Regions from separate parts of the Homo sapiens genome. Here region 1 is linked to region 2. Evidence: chromatin loops called from intact Hi-C (ENCODE). Cell type or tissue: chondrocyte. All regions are shown on one strand. Links, peaks and the distances in the headings refer to the core of each region. The heading gives the core; the rest is flanking DNA. Region 1 overlaps GEMIN8 (gem nuclear organelle associated protein 8). Region 2 has its middle 93 kb from the start of GEMIN8.

Evidence for each region. Peaks named below come from ENCODE experiments on the same cell type or tissue, not always from the same donor. Only the 100,000 strongest peaks of a DNase experiment are listed, where the experiment ranks them.
Region 1: it touches region 2 in a loop (2.1-fold over the local background); 14 of 110 quality-filtered maps call a loop at or near these places.

The regions. Positions count from the first base shown.
Region 1 is chrX:14,016,070-14,018,569 of GRCh38, reverse strand. All of the region lies in intron 4 of GEMIN8 (gem nuclear organelle associated protein 8), which reads left to right. Among named protein-coding and RNA genes, the nearest start is that of GEMIN8, 13 kb to the left of the region's middle. In chondrocyte, for the core only: no CTCF peak of the experiment used is centred there; no DNase peak of the experiment used is centred there.
Region 2 is chrX:13,928,230-13,944,965 of GRCh38, reverse strand. It overlaps a transcript of GPM6B not described here. Among named protein-coding and RNA genes, the nearest start is that of GEMIN8, 93 kb to the left of the region's middle. In chondrocyte, for the core only: no CTCF peak of the experiment used is centred there; DNase peaks (open chromatin) are centred at 6,426 and 6,791.

The DNA.
Region 1 (2,500 bases), core at 1-2,500, 79 kb before region 2:
CCATGTTTGGGTTGGAATGCTGTTTGTTACAGCTTTTGACAGAGAAAATGGGATGGAGATCGAGTTTATTACTCTTGTCCTTACCAGAAAGTAGAATAACATGTTTTGCCCACTAGAGGTTGATACTTTTATGATGGAAATTGTAATTATGGATGGAAGCAAATCCCAGTCATCTCAAAGGTGACTTTGAATTATCTGCTGGTTTAAAATAAACTTGAGTTAGTCAATAAAAAGTGGATATGAATAAAATAAAGATAAAACAATGAAATGTGTCCTTGCACCAAAGAAAAAATGTGAACGGTTCAGTTACAGATATTGTTAACAACCATCCCTATTCCTCCCTCTTGCCATTGTTAGGTAGAACTCTAGGTAGGTAAACAAAATCATGAAAATTACCTGCTAAGTCATACTTGCCACTTAATATTATTTTGAGTGAATAAATGAAGTCTTTCAGTGTGAATTAGAAGCCTTAAATCAGAGGTTGGCAAATCTTACCCATAGAGTGCTACACTTGCAGTGATTCTGTGGGACATTTTACAGAATGAGCTAGGCCTTGTGTGCATTATAAACTTGATAAGCTTCATCTCTGTGTTTCATATTATTTCCAAATCTGTCTAGTTACTTTACGGCTCCAAATTGCACTTTCATCATCTGGGTTGAATTGTATCTCCCCAAGAAAGATACAGTGGAATCCTAACCCCCAGTTCCTCAGAATGTGACCTTATTTAAAGACAGGGTCTTTCCAGAGGTAATTGAGGTTAAGTGAGGTCATTACAGGGATCCTAATCCTATGTGACTCAGGTCCTTATAAAAAGGGCAAAATCCGGACACAGAGACAGACACACATGCAGTGAAAACACCATGTGAAGATTGACATTATGTCGCCACAATCCAAGGAACATCCAGAAGGTGGGAGAGGCCTGGAACAGATCCTTCCCTAGCACCTTTAGAGGGTTTATGGCCCTGCCAACACCTCGATTGCAGACTTCTGACCTCCAGAGCCATGAGACAATACATTTCTGTTGTTTTAAACCACCCAGTATATGGTACTTTGTTATGGCAGCCCTAGGAAAGGAGTACAATCACCCTGGGAGAATTTTCTTTGTCCCCAAATGCAATCTGTGACTGGGACATAAAGTAAACCCACAGTTCTTGTCATCTGTCTGAAAAAACTGTATTACTTATTTGTTTTACTGTGATCTAGATAGCAAACCATCATAAAAGGGAATTTTATGAAAACCCTTGCAACTTCCATCTTGAACCTCATTTTCCAGTATTCATATTATTGCTGGCAACAGTGTATGGAGGCAGCTGTGGCAGAACTGCTTGAATCACAGAGGTCCAGCCTCACTCTACCACTCGCTGATTAGAGGTTCTCGTCCTCCTGTAAGCCCCCTGCCTTCACCATTCTTTGCCTCAGTTGCCTCACCTATGAAATAGGATCCTAATTAGTGGGTAGTAATTATGAAGAATCCCTAATGGGTAGTAATTGTGAAGAATCCATGAGATAATATGAGAAAAGTTATAGAATGGTGCTTGGTACCAAGTTGGTGCCCAATAAATGTTATTGTTACAGTTAGTTGCTAGTAACCCATCCTTTAACATGGATTATTAACCATAAATTGGTTTTTCTCTGATACCGTTTGCCTTGATTAGTGCTTGATTGAGATTCTGTACATATATATATATATATATATATATATTTTTTTTTTTTTTTTTTTTTTTGAGACAGATTCTTACTCTGTCACCCAGGCTAGAGTACAGTGGCGCCATCTCAGCTCACTACAACCTATGCCTCCCGGGTTCAAGTGATTCTCCTGCCTCGGCCTCCCAAGTAGCTGGGATTTCAGGCGCCAACCACCACACCCAGCTAATTTTTTTATTAGTAGTAGAGATGGTGTTTCACCATGTTGTCCAGAGTGGTCTTGAACTCCTGACCTCAGGTGATCCACCTGCCTCGGCCTCCCAAAGTGCTGGATTATAGGCATGAGCTACCGCGCCCAGCTAAGATTCTGCATATTTTTAATAAGATGTTCTGTGACTTCAGAAAGGTCATATTTCTGCTCTGGGTGGCACCTTTCAAACTTTTAAACTGATTTAGAATATTAAAGACATGAAAGAATGAAAGTTTTGGTGTCTATCAAATTTAGCAATTAACACAGTTTTTAGTTCTGTTTCAAGGATATTCTTGCTTGATAAAATTTAATGCAGTAAAGTACATGGACTGGGAAAATTAACCCACTTCAATATTACTAATAATGTCCCTAAACAAGCTTTCAATTCTTTGTATTTTTAAAATGTGTAGTTACAGCATGATTCAAAACTACTTTTCTTAGCGTCTGTGTCATGCTCCTACAGCCTTCCCTGAATGCATTAGCTGGTCCCAGGGAGATGTGAGAATTGTCTGGTGAGGGTGAGAACAGACTGTGGTGTCAGACTGGAATCTAAAGACTTCGTCTATATTAGAAGCAGCTGCCAGGGCCCGATCTTGCACCAGTAA
Region 2 (16,736 bases), core at 5,694-8,193:
TTTTGGAACATTGTGACTTTGATGGCAAGGTCACTCTTGGTATTTGAATTACAAAACAACACATCTCTGTAGGTGGCCTTTGTCCCACTCATGGGGATTCTATAAGTAGGTTGCTTGTTAGGTGACTTTATTACATCTTCCACTCTCATTGTACCTGAGGACTTACACATCAAGATAGACACTATGCATGCAACTATTTTCAGTTATCCTTCATAGTTAAGGAATTATATTGAGTTTTTTCTTTGATTTGGATTTAAGGAGCGCAGAAATGGCATTACAAATGTTTGTTTATAAGCAACATCAGATCCAGTGGGGTTGAGAACAATGGCCCTAGCCTAAAAAATATGCTTAGTCCTCTCTTTCTTGACTTAGCAACTTTAAACAGTATCTACTAACTCCCTGACATAAAAGATGAAGATTTATGTTACTTACATTAGCCCCCCTCCCAAATCTCTATTTTCAATCAAATTTTGACAGTATCTTTTGACTTCCACTTGAGAAGCTGAGGATATTAGCGATGTTGCTTTTTTTATAATGCACTTCATGTTTTTCAGAGCAGTTTTAGATTCACAGTAAAACTGAGCAGTGTACGGACAGTTCTCAGAGACCCCCTGCTTTGCCATGCATACCTTCCCCCACTATCGATATCCTGCATCAGAGTGGGACAGTTGTTACAATGAATGGATCTACACTGACTCATCACTTCACCCAAAGTCCATAGTTTACATCACGATTCACTCTTGATGTTGTATATTCTGAGGGTTTTGGCAAATGTATAATGACATGGATCTACCACGGTAGTATCATACAGAGTGGTTACACTGCCCTGAAAATCCTCTGTGCTCTGCCTACTCATCCCTCTCTCCCCACTAACCTCTGGCAACCACTGATCTGTGATGCTGCTTTTTCATTCATATTCTCCTGTGTTCCACTTTGTGTCAGCTACACTTTTACATTGTCAAGGTTTGCTAACATTTTCATTTAGTTGTACAAATGGAACTGTCTTTTTTCATTTTGTCCATAGGTGACCAGTTCATGGACCTCCCATTGGCTTGAGAAAGTAGCCGTCTTGCTGAGAGACAGGAGAGAAGTCTATAAAGGATATAAACCGGGCCAGGCGCGGTAGCTCAAGTCTGTAATCCCAGTACTTTGGGAGGCCGAGGCGGGCGGATCACCAGGTCAGGAGATTGAGACCATCCTGGCTAACACGGTGAAACCCCGTCTCTACTAAAAATACAAAAAATTAGCTGGGCATGGTGGCAGGCACCTGTAGTTCCAGCTACTCAGGAGGCTGAGGCAGGAGAATGGCGTGAACCCGAGAGGCGGAGGTTGCAGTGAGCCGAGATAGTGCCGCTGCACTCCAGCCTGGGTGACAGAGCAAGACTCCGTCAAAAAAAAAAAAAAAAAAAAAGGATCTAAACCATGCATGATATGCTGAGAAAGGAACTAGAGTAAGCAGGAGGTAAAGAGATTTGTAAGAATCAAACATCAAGCCAGGTTTCTGCCCATACAGGGATTGTGCTGGAGAGACAAGATCCCTGAGTGCTTATTAAACAGGAAGGAGTGAGGCACACAAGTGAGTAAATGTCCCCCAAAAGACTATAGTTAATATCACTGTATTGTATACCTGAAAATTGCTAAGAGAGTAGGTTGTTGTTTGTTTTTGGACAGGGTCTCACTCTGTCACCCAGGCTGGTGCAATCTCAGCTTACTGCAACCTCCACCTCCCAGCTAAAGTGATTCTCATGCCTCAGCCTCCTGAGGTGCTAGGATTATAGGCGCACACCACCATGCCTGGCTAATTTTTTTTTTTTTTTTTTTTTTGTAGAGACAGGGTTTTGCCATGTTGCCCAGGCTGGTCTTGAACTCTTGGACTCAGGTGATCCACCCCCGCTTGGCTTCCCAAAGTGCTGGGATTACTGGCGTGAGCCACTGCGCCTGGCCTAAGAGAGTAGGTCTTAAATGTTTTCACGACACACATACACACACACACACACACACACACACACACAGAAATAACTAGATATGGCGATAGATGTTAACTTGATTGTGATTATCATTTTACAATGTATACACATATCAAAACATCTCGTTATACATGGTAAATACATACAATTTTAATTTATCAATTATACTTCAACAAAGCTGGATAAAAAAGATTGGAACAGGCTGGGCGCAGTGACTCACGCCTGTAATCCCAGCTCTTTGGGAGGCTGAGGTGGGCAGATCATGAGGTCAAGAGTTCGAGACCAGTCTGGCGAATGTAGTGAAACCCCCGTCTCTACTAAAAATACAAAAAATTAGCCAGGTGTGGTGGTGTGTGCCTGTAATCCCAGCTACTTGGGAGGCTGAGGCAGGAGAATCACGTGAACCCAGGAGGCGGAGGTTGCAGTGAGCTGAGACTGTGCCATTACACTCCAGCCCAGGCAACAGTGCGAGACTACGTCTCAAAAACAAAAAAAAGATTGGAACAGACAAAATGCATCCTTATGGTTTATAATTATTTTGTACTCCTAGATGAGGTATCGAAGTTCTGCTAAACCTCAATTTTTTGTGTGTGTTTTGTTTTTTAGAGACAGGGTCTCGCTCTGTCGCCCAGGCTCAAGTACAATGACACCATCATAACTCACTGCAGCCTCTGCCTCCCGGGCTCAAGCGTTCCTCTTACCTCAGCCTCCCAAGTAGCTAGGACTACAGCAGTGCACCACCATGCCTGGCTAAGTTTTTTGCTTTTGCAGAGACAGGGTCTCACCACATTGCCCAGGCTGTTCTTGAACTCTTAGGCTCAAGTGATCCTCCCGCCTCAGCCTCTCAAAGTGTTGGGATTACAGGCATGAGCCACTGCATCTGGCCCCTCAATCAAATTTTAAAAATTAGTTGGAAATATGATTTTATTGATAGTTTAAAATCAAATTATTAGAAGACTGTATCTACTGTGGAGTAAGGTATGCCTGTGTTTTCCTCATTATAAAAGTAATTCTTGCTCATTATAGAAGTCCGGGAAAACATAACAAGGTATACAAATAAAACTAACAATTCTATTAATCTCACATCCCAGAGACAAACCCTGTTAATATTTTGGTAGAAGTGAATATATGGATATATTAGTTAGGGTTGGGTCGCTGTTATAACAAATAACTCCCAAAATACATAATGGCTTAAACATAATAGCAGTTTATTTCTGGGTCACAAACATGTCCAAGTCAGTTACAAATTGTCAGTGTGTGGAGGAGGACGGAGGCAAAGTCATTCAGTGACCTAGGCTGATAAGACAATTTCAACTTCAACCCGTGGCTTCCAAAAGCACCCTAGGGGTCAACGTCTCATTCCTGCTGGGAGAAGAGGAAGGCATGTAGAAGCAATATGTTTAAGGTTTTAGGGATAAGCCCGGAAGTGGTGGACCTCACTTCTGACCTCTTTGGCTACAACTCAATCAGGTAGCCGCATTTAACTGTTAAGGAGTTAAGGGGAAATGGAGTCTGGCTGTGTGGCCAGATAGAAAAAAATGTTGAAAAAGTAATAGTCTCTACCATAGTGTATTTTCTTTGTGTTTTTCAATACACACACACAGACACACACACACGTACACACGTATACACTAACATGACTAGGATTATGTTGTATATTCAGCTTTTTATTTGGCTTTTAAAACATCTCTGAGCATTTTTCTACATAATTCTTTGCAAACAAGGCTACATGATATCCGATCATACAGATCAGGGTTTCTCAACCTCGGCACTATTGACATCTGGGGCCAGATCATTCTTTGTTGTGGGGAGGGGAGCTGTCCTCTGCACTGTAGGACATTGAGCTGCATCCCTGACCCTTACCCACTGGATGCCAGTAAGCCCCCCACCCTATCCCCAGTTGTGACAACCAAAACTCTCTCCAGACACTGCTAAATGTCTCCTGGGGGCGAAATTGCTCCCAGTCAAGAACCCCTGAACTAGGTCGACAATCATTTATATAACTAATTCCCTTCTGTTGAGCAACTGTTGCTTTTTTTGTTTTGTTTTGTTGTTTTTTTGCTATTACATCTCACTCTACAATAAACCTCCTTTCACATTAATTTTGATCAAAACAGTTGTTATTTACTTAGGAGAGAGTCCCAGAAGAGGGATTATTAGGTCAGAGGCTGTGAATATTTTTAATTCTCTTGGTAGTACAGCCAAATGGCTTTCCAGAAAGGCTAGACCAATTGACTCACCCACCTGCAGGTGTAATCTTGCTTTAATTTTTAAAGATTTCAGTTACTTGAGAAAAATGGTTTATTATTTTAAGATAGCATTTCTTTGAATAATAGTGAAATGAAATATACTTACTAGCCATCATCTGCATCGTCTATAGCAGCCTTCACTAATTTCCCAAATGCTATTTTTTTTTCTTAAGGGTTTTAGGGACAATTGCTTGTTGAAATCAATCCATGATACTCACAAAGTGAGGAAAATTTTCTGTTAAAATGTGGCTTTCCCCTGATTGTATACACAATTGTTAGAACTCAGTTTTTATCACAGCATCCATTGTGGCTAGCTCCAATATTTAGACAGCTGTTCTTTCTTTGGGGAAAAAAAAGACAAAAAAAAAAAAACAAAAAAAAAAACGTAAGACTTCTAGGGAATGACAGAAAGTAGACCAAGGAGTTTACTTTCATCTCAGTACATAAAACCTTAGAGTTCCTCGTTCCAGAGAGGCTCATTAAGGTCATGTCTTGCCAAAGTACTATTTCAGATGGTCATGCCTGAGTTCCCTTCTGTTGTTTTCAGGGTCTCCTAGGAAACCCTCAAGATGTAGGAACCGACCAAACTCACCCTTCCCTCAACTAGGACTTAGCATGAATTCCTCATTGCTCTCACCCAGTCCACCTTTGTCTTCCTCTACCTTACAGGCAGCCTCTGTTATTGTTGGATTCCTACATACACTTGCACTCAGGAATGGCGCAAATGGATTACTTCCTCTTAACAGGAGGACAACAAGTTATACCTATGAGCTCCCTGTTGTTTTATGACTGCATGAAGATTGGTTAGAAATGACTATTCCCGTGGGATTGTGAAAATGAGCCACTGATCCGCCTAGCACAAATCTCTGTCCTTTCATGTAAAATATTATTAGGCTTTCTAGAGCTCTGCCTTGATAAAATCTTTCCTAATCCAATAAATTTCAATAGATGAAATGTTTGCCTCCTCCATCCTTTCTCAGTCCTAAAGCCTCTCTTTTGGCTTAAATGTCCCTAAAGTGTACTATCTATTGTCACTGTTTATGTAACCCTCTGTTCAAATAACATGATGTATTTTCAGAACAATAAAAGAACACAACAAAAAATATCAGGGGGGAACATCAGGCTCAGAAATGTCACAGAGAGCGTTAGTCCTACAAAAACTGCAAGGGTCCCATGACTCTTCTAATACCTTTGGAGACAGGAAAATTCTCTAAGGAGACAGAAGGAATTTAAGCCCTGGACACTGTTAAACCATTTAATTCACTTAAAGGCTCAAGCGCGAGGCCTGAGCAGCGGGAGAAATGGTTGACTGGAGCTAGCCTGCAAAGTCTCCAAGAGCCTTCCAGGGGTGGACTTCCAGGAATCAAGAGGGGTGATAACGGACACCAGCAAATCTGGCACCACTCTAGATTGGAGGGTGCTACCTGTGTCTTTCTAAGTCATTAGCCACCGACAAGTTACTTATGTCAATGTTTCGCAACCTTGGATGCACATTGGAATCACCTGGGGAGCTTTTAAAGAACGGATGCCTGGGTCCCACCCGCAGAGGCCATGATGAAATCCGGTTTCCAGAAGCTCCCCAGCTGATTTCTCCTCTGCAGCCAGGGTTGAGACCACTGAATTAAGTAACGACTCGTATCTGAACAAAAGGAACTGAGACTGTGGATTGAGGCAACGCTAAGTACTAAGTGCCCTTGGTCCAGTGTCCCGGGCCTCAGTTTCTTTATCTATACAACGGGTGTGGCTAAGACCTCAAAGCCCCCCGCTCCCCCCAACCTCCCCAGGCCATAATAGTTTTCATCTGGGACGCGGATCGCCGCCTCCGCGATCCTAGAAGCCCACTCCCCTCTCTACCCATCCCCCTCGCTGGCTTTTCCGGTTCCCGCGACCCTCGGCGCTCGCCCGGGGGGGTCCCAGAGGAAGCCGCGAGCTTTGCCTGCAGACTCCGCGCGCCCGCTGCCCCCAATCGGGCCCTAGCTCCGGGCGCACAAAGCCCCCGGCGCTGACGTCAGGGCCCCTCTCCGCGCGGCCGGCCCCCAGTGCAGGCGGAGCCGCGCCGCGCTCCCACCCCGGCCGGGAGCTAGGAGCCAGCGGCCAGCCCCGCGCAGCGCAGCGCAGCCCGCAGAAGCCCGGTCAGCGCACGTGCCCGCGAGACCTGCAAACTTGTGCCACCGGCTCTGCCCGTCCCCGGGGAGCCCGAACGCCCCGCAGCCCTCACCCCTCCCGCCAGTCTCCAGCCATGGGTAAGCGAGCGCGCTGGCTGCGCGCCACGGCCACGGTCTCGCGCCCCCGCCCCGGGAGGGCGCGCCCTTCCGAGGGTCCCGCCCCTCCCCCGCTCAGGTGGCGCCTCCTCGGCCACCTCTGCGACGAAGCCGGGACGCTGGAGGTGGGAGGGGCGCGGCGCAGGTGTCCGGAACGCCCAGGTGCGCTTCCCTGTTGTATCCTGTGGGGGGGGTGGTCCCCGCTCCGGCTGCGGCCAGGCTGCACCCCCGCACGTGCGGCTCGCGGGAGCCTAAGAGCTGGGTACCCGGGAGGGGTTGCAGAGAGAACAGACGGCGCGTCCCGGGCTAGTGCTTTATTTTAAGGGGCCAGTAGAGAGTCGCTTCTTGCCTGTTTCCCGGGACGCTCTCCCTGTCGCCCGAGCTCCCAGTCCAGTCCTGCCCCGCCCCGCCCCGCCGTGCTTCTGTTCTCCTTAAGCCCGCGCGAAACAAACACCCGGTTCCCCAAGCCTGGGGTCTTCCGGGAGCTCATTTCGAAACCATGACCCTTGAAACCAGGAAAGTGACAGGAGAGACTCTGGACAGCATGGGACGGAGGCTGAGTCTCTCCTCTTTGTCCCTTGTTCCAACTATTAAAATGCGGCCCGGGTGCAGGTGGAGGCGGTGTGCTGAGCGGGTTCCAATGCAACGGGGGAACGACTAGCAACGGCAAAAGGCTCAGCTCCGGAGGGTTAAAATCTGAAATCTCCAACCTGGCCCGAGGCTGGTGTAAGGCGGCTGTAGGATTCTTTTTGTCACTTCCTAACACCCTGAAATGCTGCCGTCAGCAACATGTCTTTAAGTGGGGACTCTGTATTGGGAGGAAAACTCGTAAAGAGTGCTGTGGAAATCAGCCTCATTCCGCAGCACTCCTGAAAACGTGTGACAGCTGTGCTTGGGAAAGGGTTTTTCTCCTCCTGCTCCGTTATCTTTCTCTAGTGACAGACTCCAGCCACAAGCCACAAAGACTGTGAAGAGCATTCCTAACGAGGACGTCAGTGGGTTTAACCATTGCGAGTTAATGGTGAGGGCTTGGGAATTGCTTGCCCGCTCCTCCGCTTCCCCTAATCATTCATCCCCCTCTTTCACATTATCTTTGCTATTAATTGTGTGTGGGGGGGCGATAATTTTGTACGGATTAAAATTTTGGTGAGGAGTAAAGGGGGCACTTTTTTGCATTTCAAAGGAAGCTCAAATAATTTTCTGGTTTACATTTTTAAAAAATTTACTAGGTGATCAAAATATGAAAGGAGATAAGGCCCACCAAATCCAACAGGAAAATTTCTTTCTAAAAAGGCAAGAACTAGCATAAGATCCTTCTAGAAAGGGCAGAATCGAGTGGCCTGTAACTCAGGTTCCTACTTCTCTTAATGTCCCCCATGTGAGCAGTCAAACCATTCAACCTCCGTTTTAAATGAGGCTCATACACAAAATGAGGCTCAGAGGATGACTGCTACTCAGCCTGTGATCACTTTGGTGATAATTGCCACCAAAGATGTTACAGTTACGAACAAGTGTGGTATTGAGGAAAGCATCAACTACTTTTTCTGAAATCGTTATTTTAATTTAACGCTAGGCGTTTGGATTTGTACGTGGAATTATCACACGGGGACCTTCTCCAGAACAGCTTTCACAATACTTTGGACTGATTTAGGGGTAGGGTGGGCTTCATTTTTAAACAGGTGTGGAGTTGGGTGCAGTTCTCATGAAGCAAAGGCCCGAGCCAGAGACCTGTTCTTAAGGAAGTACTTTGTGTTTTGGACAATTGTTGGCTCCACATTTCAATTGCCAATTTATGTTAATTTGTGCATACTTCACTGGTTCTGGCAGTATCCTTGGTTTTGGTTTTAGTTTTTACATTAAAAAGAAAGTTCCCTTCATGTAAAAAAGGAAACATACTGATTTCCTTTGGTAGACTCTTAGTAAATACACCACAGGGCCATGAACTGGTTTTATTTTTCCAGATGTATTTAATTACCGTGCATCCTCTTATGAATGTTTTAATTGAAATGATTTAACGTTGGGAAAATTCTGACCATTGGCCCATTAAGTCGGGACTTTGGTTCTTAATACAATTAGTTCCTTAACCAGGATCAGTTAATTTACTGGTAAAATAGATGAGGTTTGTAGAAATAAAAGTCCCTTCAGACTCAAATTTTAAGGTATTTGCAATCTTTAACCTAAAAATAAAATAATGAGTAGTGGTGATATGTGTAATTTCACTTTTCATTACATCTTGAAAGAAAACATGGGTTTTTCATTGTTAAGCCAGTTTTTTTATAGCCTTAAGATGTAATTCACATATCATACAATTCACACGTTTAAGTATACAAGTCAGTGGTCTTCAGTATATTCAGATTTGTGCAGCCATCACTACTATCTAATGTTAGAACATTGTCATCAACCCCAAAAAGAAATCTTGTACCCATTTCGCAGTCACTCCTCATTCTCTTCTCCCCCCAGCCCCTGGCAAGCACTAACCTACTTTCTGTCTCTATGGATTTGCCTCTTCTGGAGGGTTCAGGTAAATGGAATGAGCCAATTGATGTCTGAAGTGTATTTGACTGTTCAGTAACTTTGGTCGTTTTGCACAATGAGATGTTGCTGTATTGTGTATGCAGTACGCTACCTAAATGAGTGTGTTGAAACTATTTCTCTGGCTGAAGGGTTCCATGTTTGGCTGCACATATTGTGAAGGTGAGTGAGAGTGCACACACACAGCACACAGACACACACACCCTTCAGTGTTAACTCTGGTTTTATCTGATAGGAACTTGCATTGCCCAACAGAATTTTGATTCTGTTACCTTGTTCATAGGCCTGAAGGCATAGCAATTAAGTGAATTCCATGTAATAACCTCTTATAAGGCATTTGTGGAATATCCAAGCTGCTTTAATATGGCTTATGTATCCAGAGAGAAATGCGGATTTTGTTTCTTTGCCTATAATTGTTTTATTTTTATTTATTTATCTTTTGGAGACAGGGTCTCACTCTGTCCATGCTGTACTGCAGTGGCCTGATGTAATAACTCACTGTGGCCTGGAACTCCTGGGCTGAAGCAGTCGTCCCACCTCAGCCTCCCAAGTAGCTGGGACTACAGGCATGTGTCACCATGCCCGATTAAGCTTTACAGTTTTTTTTTTTTTTTTTTTTTTGTAGAGATAGGGTATTTCTATGGTGCCCAAACTGGTCTCAAACTCCTGGCCTCAAGTGATCCTCCCTCCTCTGCTTCCCAAAGTGCTGGGATTACAGGCGTGAGCCACTGTGAGTGGCCAATTGCCTATCATTTTAAATGGAAACTGTATACGAAATGATCAGATACAACAAAATATTGAAATAATTGTTTCAACCCATTTTGTGGTAAGGAAGTTTTTATAAGGATTATGTATTTAAATGTCAATAATTTCACTAAATAGCATTATAAAAAATTTTGGTCTAGAGCAGTTCTTTTTAATATGTGTACAGATCATCTAGCGATCTTGTTAAAAAAGCAGTGTCTGATTCAGTGGGCCTGGGTGGGGCCTGAGTTTCTGCATTTGTAACAAGCTCCCAGTGGGTGCTCATGCTTCTGGTTCCTGGAGCCAGGAAGCAAAGAAGGCTGTTAAGCAGAGAGGCCCTGGTGCCTGCCCCAGCTTGCCCACTAGTTTGCTGTGTGATCGTGGGTAAATCATTTTCTCTTCATAATTTTAGTTGACTATAAAATAAAAGAATTTGATGAAATTATTTCTTTGGGTCTTTACAGGTCAACCAATATGTAATTTAGAAAAAAAGAAATGAGAGAGTAATGTTATGCTTGAAAACCACGAGAAAACAGCTCCCTGATGGTCTAAACACTACTTGAATGCATGAAGCCAGCATCAGAAGTGTCACCTGTAGTTGGGTTAAATGCTGGCATCTTCGATGTGCATGCTTCCAGTATGATTGGCTCTTCTCCAAGGGAACTGGTGGAGGAAGCTATAATGTTCTCCCTCTTTAACACTTCCAGCTTTGGCTTCTCCTGACCTCTTTTCCTTAAATCCCTTTCTTCCCCGACATCCAGGCTCAAGCCACCCTCAGAGGCTGCACTCAGAAAGAAGCACGCTGAAGACCCATACATGCAATGCTTGGTTCTGGAAGCTTGCTCAGGAATTCAGATGCAGTGGGAGACAAAAAGGAATGGAATCCTGCTGAATAACTGGGCAGGAAGTGATCCCAGAATATGCTAGCTTCCCTCCCTCTGAGTCTAAAGATCTAGTAAGGAGCCCACCCTTGGATCTTGGAGAGAGCTCCCTTTTAATATCGGGACACAAACCGACATTTTGAGTAAACCTCATAGTCGAATACCACGGAGTACTGTTTGTGACAAACAGGAAGTCATTAATTCTTTATTATATTTTTGCTCTACCGAAAGCTGTTGACCAAACCACCTGGCTTCTCCGAGAAAACCCTTATCTGCTACATCCAGGACCAAGCAGCTGGATGGTTTATTGAAAATGCCAAAGGGATCAATCATAAAACGTGCCACTTATGTAGCCTAAACATTTTGTTTAACTTTAAACATTAATTTGCTGATATTTTATTGTAGAGTCAAGGCCTTTGCTTTGAGTGCAAGGACCTGATTGGAGTTCCTAGAAGTCTTTCTTACATTAAATCACAGCCAAAATTCATTGGCTTCTGATTTTCAGCTTCAGATTCTTACATTAAAGTAGAATGAAAACCTAAAGGCATTGGGAACCAATCTCTGGGCAGAATCCCTTTATATCACCTACCCCACTCCCCTTAAACCTTTAAATTTGCCCGTACTTACTTTTGCAACTATTTTCTCAAGTGACTCATTTTTGTTAAGACTCTCCAAAGTAATCAACCTGGTTTTCAAAGAAAGGAAAAAACTCTCTCGTTTGGCACTCCTATTTTATTAGTTTATGTAATATCGAATTAAGTTTCATAATTCTAGTAACAAGTACAACTGGCATAAACAGGTTTGGGAACAAACACCACTGACTCTTCTTAAGTACACTACTTGGGGGAGAAGCAGTACATACATATATTGCAAAAGAGCCTACAACCCAAGTTCTGGACAATGATCAGTATGGTTTAGAAAAAGAATGGAGGATATGGGGTAAATGGGTGGGGTCCTTTAGGTAAACATTGGTAAGAGAGCATCTGCTATATTTTGAGCCATCATCATCCATTTAATAATTTTAACATGATGGCTGGCTTGTTAGTGTTTTTCATATGCTTCTTTCTGTTCAAATACCAAATTTGTCAAGAGCAGAAATCGTTTTATTCATTGTTATACCCCAATGTTCATTGGAATGATTGGCATATTATAGGTGTTACACAAATATTTGTTTAAAAATGAGGATTCATATGCATTTTATTAAGGTCTGTCAACATTAAAATTATAGATTTCAAGGTATTTAAATTAACATTGATGTACTGCAAACTCTGGTAAACTATGCTAAAATAGGGTAAATTACGTAAATTATTGTTCTTTAATAATAATACTTTTATCACAGAATAACAATTTCAGAGCTTGAAGTTGCTTTAGAAGTAATTTGATTGCTGCCAGGCATACAGACACAGAAACAATTGAAAGAGCAGTTTGGATGTTCTTTCATTAGCTTTTTTTTTGCCTTGAGCTTTTTTTCTTCTGCTGCTATAAAATACTTTTCTTTCTCTGGTGAAAAGTACTTCCTTCTCATCAGGTTTTTGAAGTTCTGGAAAGATTGGGGTTGAAGGCTTTGTTTCCCTGAAACTCATTATTGCCCTGAGAATTAAAAGGCAATGGCAGCTTTGTGTTTCCATCCTCACCATGTGTATTAGGGTTAAATGAGTACCTACCACAATATCATGCAACTAGCATGTGCCAGTCTCTAAGCCTTTGAATTCCTGTCACATGTCCATCACCATGGGGCTCTCAGGGGAGTATTGGACAGCTGCTCACTCAGCAAGCATTCACAGAGTCCTGTTCAGATGAGCCAAGTACTGTGCTAAGTCTTGAAGCAAAAAATAAACAAGACTCTGTTCTCAAATAACCACAGTCATTTCTGAAAGGCAGATAAACAACTATAATAAAAGTACAAGATCCTGTAGGAAAAAGAGTATCTGTCTGAGGAAAAAAGCGGGGAGGTGGTATTTCAAAGAGGGATTCCCTAGGGAGGCAGTTACTTTAAATCTGAGAGTCTTCAAGCATGAGCAGGAAGATAGGGGTCAGGGTGTCCAGGTGTCTGGGAGAGGATGGTCCAGGCCCTGGATACAAATGTGTAAAAGCAGGAGCCGTGGCAGAGGCTGCTGTGTGGGTATGTTGAGTTGGGAATGGCCTCAATGTGGGGGAGTGGGGAGAGCTGAGGCCAGATTGTAAAGTACCAGGAAATAACTTGGTCATTACCCTGTTGGTCACAGAGAATCAGGAAGGGATTTTAAGCAGGCACATGGCAGCTGGAGGGAAATGACAGTCTCCCCAAGGGGATAAAAGAAACCCACTGAGAGAATCGTTTGTGTCTAACTATAAAATTCCAGATAAAAGTTTAGAAGTTCTGATAAAGGTAAAACCTTGTGGCTTATATGAAGTTTCCAGTGGTGACTTAGATTTGAGGAGTGTTGAGAAGGGTGGAAGGGATTAGGATAACCCATGAAAGAGAGGTAGGAGTGAGCAAGGTTTGTTGGGGCAATTCTGAAGAAACTGACCTGGCCATAGCAGAGAGTAGGTATGGGAGAGAGTAGGAAATACGATTTGGTCAGGGAACTGAAAGCCAGATGGGAGTAATGAATTTTAGTTGATTACAAATGGACACATATAAATGAATCTTACAAAAATGTTTTTTTGTAAGTCCATTGTTTCATCCCTTTTGAGAAGGAAGGGAAGTATTAGCTTTCTGGGATGGAAAGATATTGGGGTGATCTTTGGCATGACTACAGAGGGGTTGAGGATTGGAACAGAACCAACTTCCATGTCTATTTATTTACTCGATTATTAATTTTATTTATTTATTTTTCTTTTTTTCTTTTTTCTTTTTTTTTTGAGAAGGAGTCTCACTCTGTAGCCCAGGCTGGAGTGCAGTGGTGCGATCTCGGCTCACTGCAAGCTCTGCCTCCTGGGTTCACGCCATTCTCTCGCCTCAGCCTCCGGAGTAGCTGGGACTACAGGCGCCCACCACCATGCCCGGCTAATTTTTTGTATTTTTAGTAGAGATGGGGTTTCACCATGATAGCCTGACCTTGTGATCCGCCCGCCTTGGCCTCCCAAAGTGCTGGGATTACAGGCATGATGGATTATTAATTTTAAAAGTGGGATTTGTTGTTGTTGTTGTTTTGTTTTTGTTTTTTTGAGACAGTCTAGTTCTGTCACCCAGGCTGAAGTGCAGTGGTGTGATCTCAGCTCACTGCAACCTCAGCCTCTTGGGTCCAAGCGATTCTCCTGTCTCAGCCTCCAAAGTAACTGGGATTACAGGTATGCACCACCATGCCTGGCTAATTTTTTGTATTTTTAGTAGATACAGATTTCACTATGTTGGCCAGGCTGGTCTTGAGCTACTGACTTCAGGTGATCTGCCTGCCTCAGCCTCCCAAAGTGCTGGGATTAAAGGTGTGAGCCACTGTGCCCAGCCATTTTTTTTTCCTTAAATATTTGCAAGAATTTACCAGTGAAGCCAGTTGGGTCTGGAGTTTTCTTTGTAGAAATGTTTAAGTTATGAAGTGTATTTCTTTAGCAGAGGAATATTCAGACTTTCTCTTTGTTTCAATTTTGGTAAATTGTGGCTTTCAAGGGCTTTGTCCATTTTATCTAAGTTATTTGTTGGCACAAAGTTGTTCATAATATTTTGTATTATCTGTTTAATCCTGTTATCTATAGTATCTGTAGTGATGTTCCCTTGTTCGTTTCTTTTTTTTTTTTTGAGACGGAGTCTCGCTCTGTTACCCAGGCTGGAGTGCAGTGGCACGATCTCGGCTTACTGCAAGCTTCACCTCCCGGGCTCACGCCATTCTTCTGCCTCAGTCTCTCGAGTAGCTGGGACTACAGGTGCCCACAACCACGCCTGGCTAATTTTTTGTATTTTTAGTAGAGACGGGGTTTCACCGTGTTAGCCAGGGTGGTCTCGATCTCCTGACCTCGTGATCTGCCCGCCTCGGCCTCCCAAAGTGCTGGGATTATAGGTGTGAGCCACCGTGCCCGGCCTCCCTTGTTCATTTCTAGTGATGTAGGTAATTGGTATTCTCATTATTTTTCTTGATCAATATTTCTAAAATTTATTTTAATAGCTTGATACTTACATGTAATAATTATATCTGATAGGTAAGTTGACCACTTAATGAAAAAGGAGTACATTTTCTAGTAATCAAAAATAGAATTTAAGTATCTAAAAGTAAGAATTGCTTACTTGGTTAGAAAAAAATAAAATCTGCCAAAAGAAAAAGTATTTAAACCTGATCTTTGGAATTTTACTCTTAATGGCTGTATATAATTCAGTATATTTGAACTTGGTATAACAAGGTCTATTATAAACAATCTTGAGTTAGAGTAGATCTTGAGTTGAGCTTAGTATTTGCTTGGGTATTTATTTGTTTAGTTTTTGTAGGACTGTTAAATTCTATTTTCTTCTTTGGACCAACTGGAGATAGATACTAAAATAAAAGAAGTCCTTTTTTCTTCCTTTCTAAGTATAGTTTTAGAGCAGGGTTTCTCAACCTCAGCACTATTGACATTTTGGGCTGGGTGATTCTTTGTTGGGGGAGTATGAGGGCTGTCCTGCGCATTATAGAGTGTTTTGCAGCATCTGTGTTCTCTACATACTACATGTTGTAACAGTCCTCTAGTTGTAACAACCAAAAATGTCTCCAGACATTGCCAGATAACCCAGGGAGGGAGGAGGGGAGCACCATATTGATTACCACTACTTAAAGGGTAAGAGGGATTGAAAACCTTTTGTTTCTCACAATATCATAAAATCTGAGTAGTAGCATTGTTGAGAACTTGGTTGAGCACATCTGCAGAATGGGAGGATTTCTTGTCTAAAAGGTTTTTCTTTCCAAAAGGAATGCTTGGTTTTTTTTAGTTGAAGGAAGTTTTTTTTTTTTTAATCTTTTTCTTACATCATCAGAGAATCTGGAGATATAATGGGGAGCTTTGCAGACCACCTAAGTCATTCTTCCTTGGAGTAAAATGGTGCCTAAACCATCTCGATAATGAGGCCAACCTCCTGGGGAAATAGTGTGCCTGGCTTTCCTTGGTAACTTCTAATGATTAGTGCACCTTATCTCTGAAAGGACTGAATCTGTGAAGATCCTTTTGCTTACTAAAATAGTTTTCATCATCTTTTGTTCTCATTAAGTGGAAAGACATGAAGGATCTAGTCACATCCTTAGTTACCTTGATGGCCTTTCCAAATTTAGAATTCATCTTCTTAGCTGTAATCAAATCTAACCAGATTAAGCCCTTAAGGCAACCTTCCTGCACGTTCCGTCCTTAGTCATGTCTTCATTACGTTTGTTCATGTGTTTGAGAGATGCAGGAGTTGGAAGAGAAAGGACTGATTTCCCCCTTGTTTAGAGATCCGTTTTCTATAGCCATTGATCTCTGCCATTCCTACATCCCAGCCCCCACAACCTAGACTCCTCCCTGCAAATGGAGACTATAAGTCAATGTTTTCTGAGACATCTGACCATACTTGCAAAATAGTTCCAGCGCAAAAAGAACAAGAACATTGGAAGCGAGGGTCAGAAGGAGCCTAGAAAACCTGCTATATTGTATGTGCATTGGGTCACTGTTTTAGATTTAGAAATGTTTCACAATGTCTTCCCGAAAAGAATGTTTAAATGGTGGATTTTAAGATGGGTGCTTAAATTCAGGCATCTGTTCCTTCACACAATGGGCAAAGAATGGAAATGTAATTAGCAATGTAAGTCAAGCTCTTAAGATAATGTGATTTGATGCAGTACTTTATATTTTCCTTTTTGTTTTCTCATTTGGCATATTCTGACAGTTTCCATGGTAATTAAAAAGAATTTGGGACCTTAAAGGGATGAATTTCCATCCTATGAATTCTTACCATTTTGCAAAGCCACTGTACCGGTTTACTAAAAACTGTTTTGAGCTCTATTATATGATGTCACAAATATTTTTAGATGTTTTGTAAGAGGCACAAATATCGTAAACTCATTAAAAATTGTTATTGAAGTATAATATGTGTACACGAAAAGTGGGCAAATCATAAGTGTACAGCTTAATAAGTTTTTATAAATGTAACCAGCAGTTATAGATTAATAAGCAGAATATTACCAG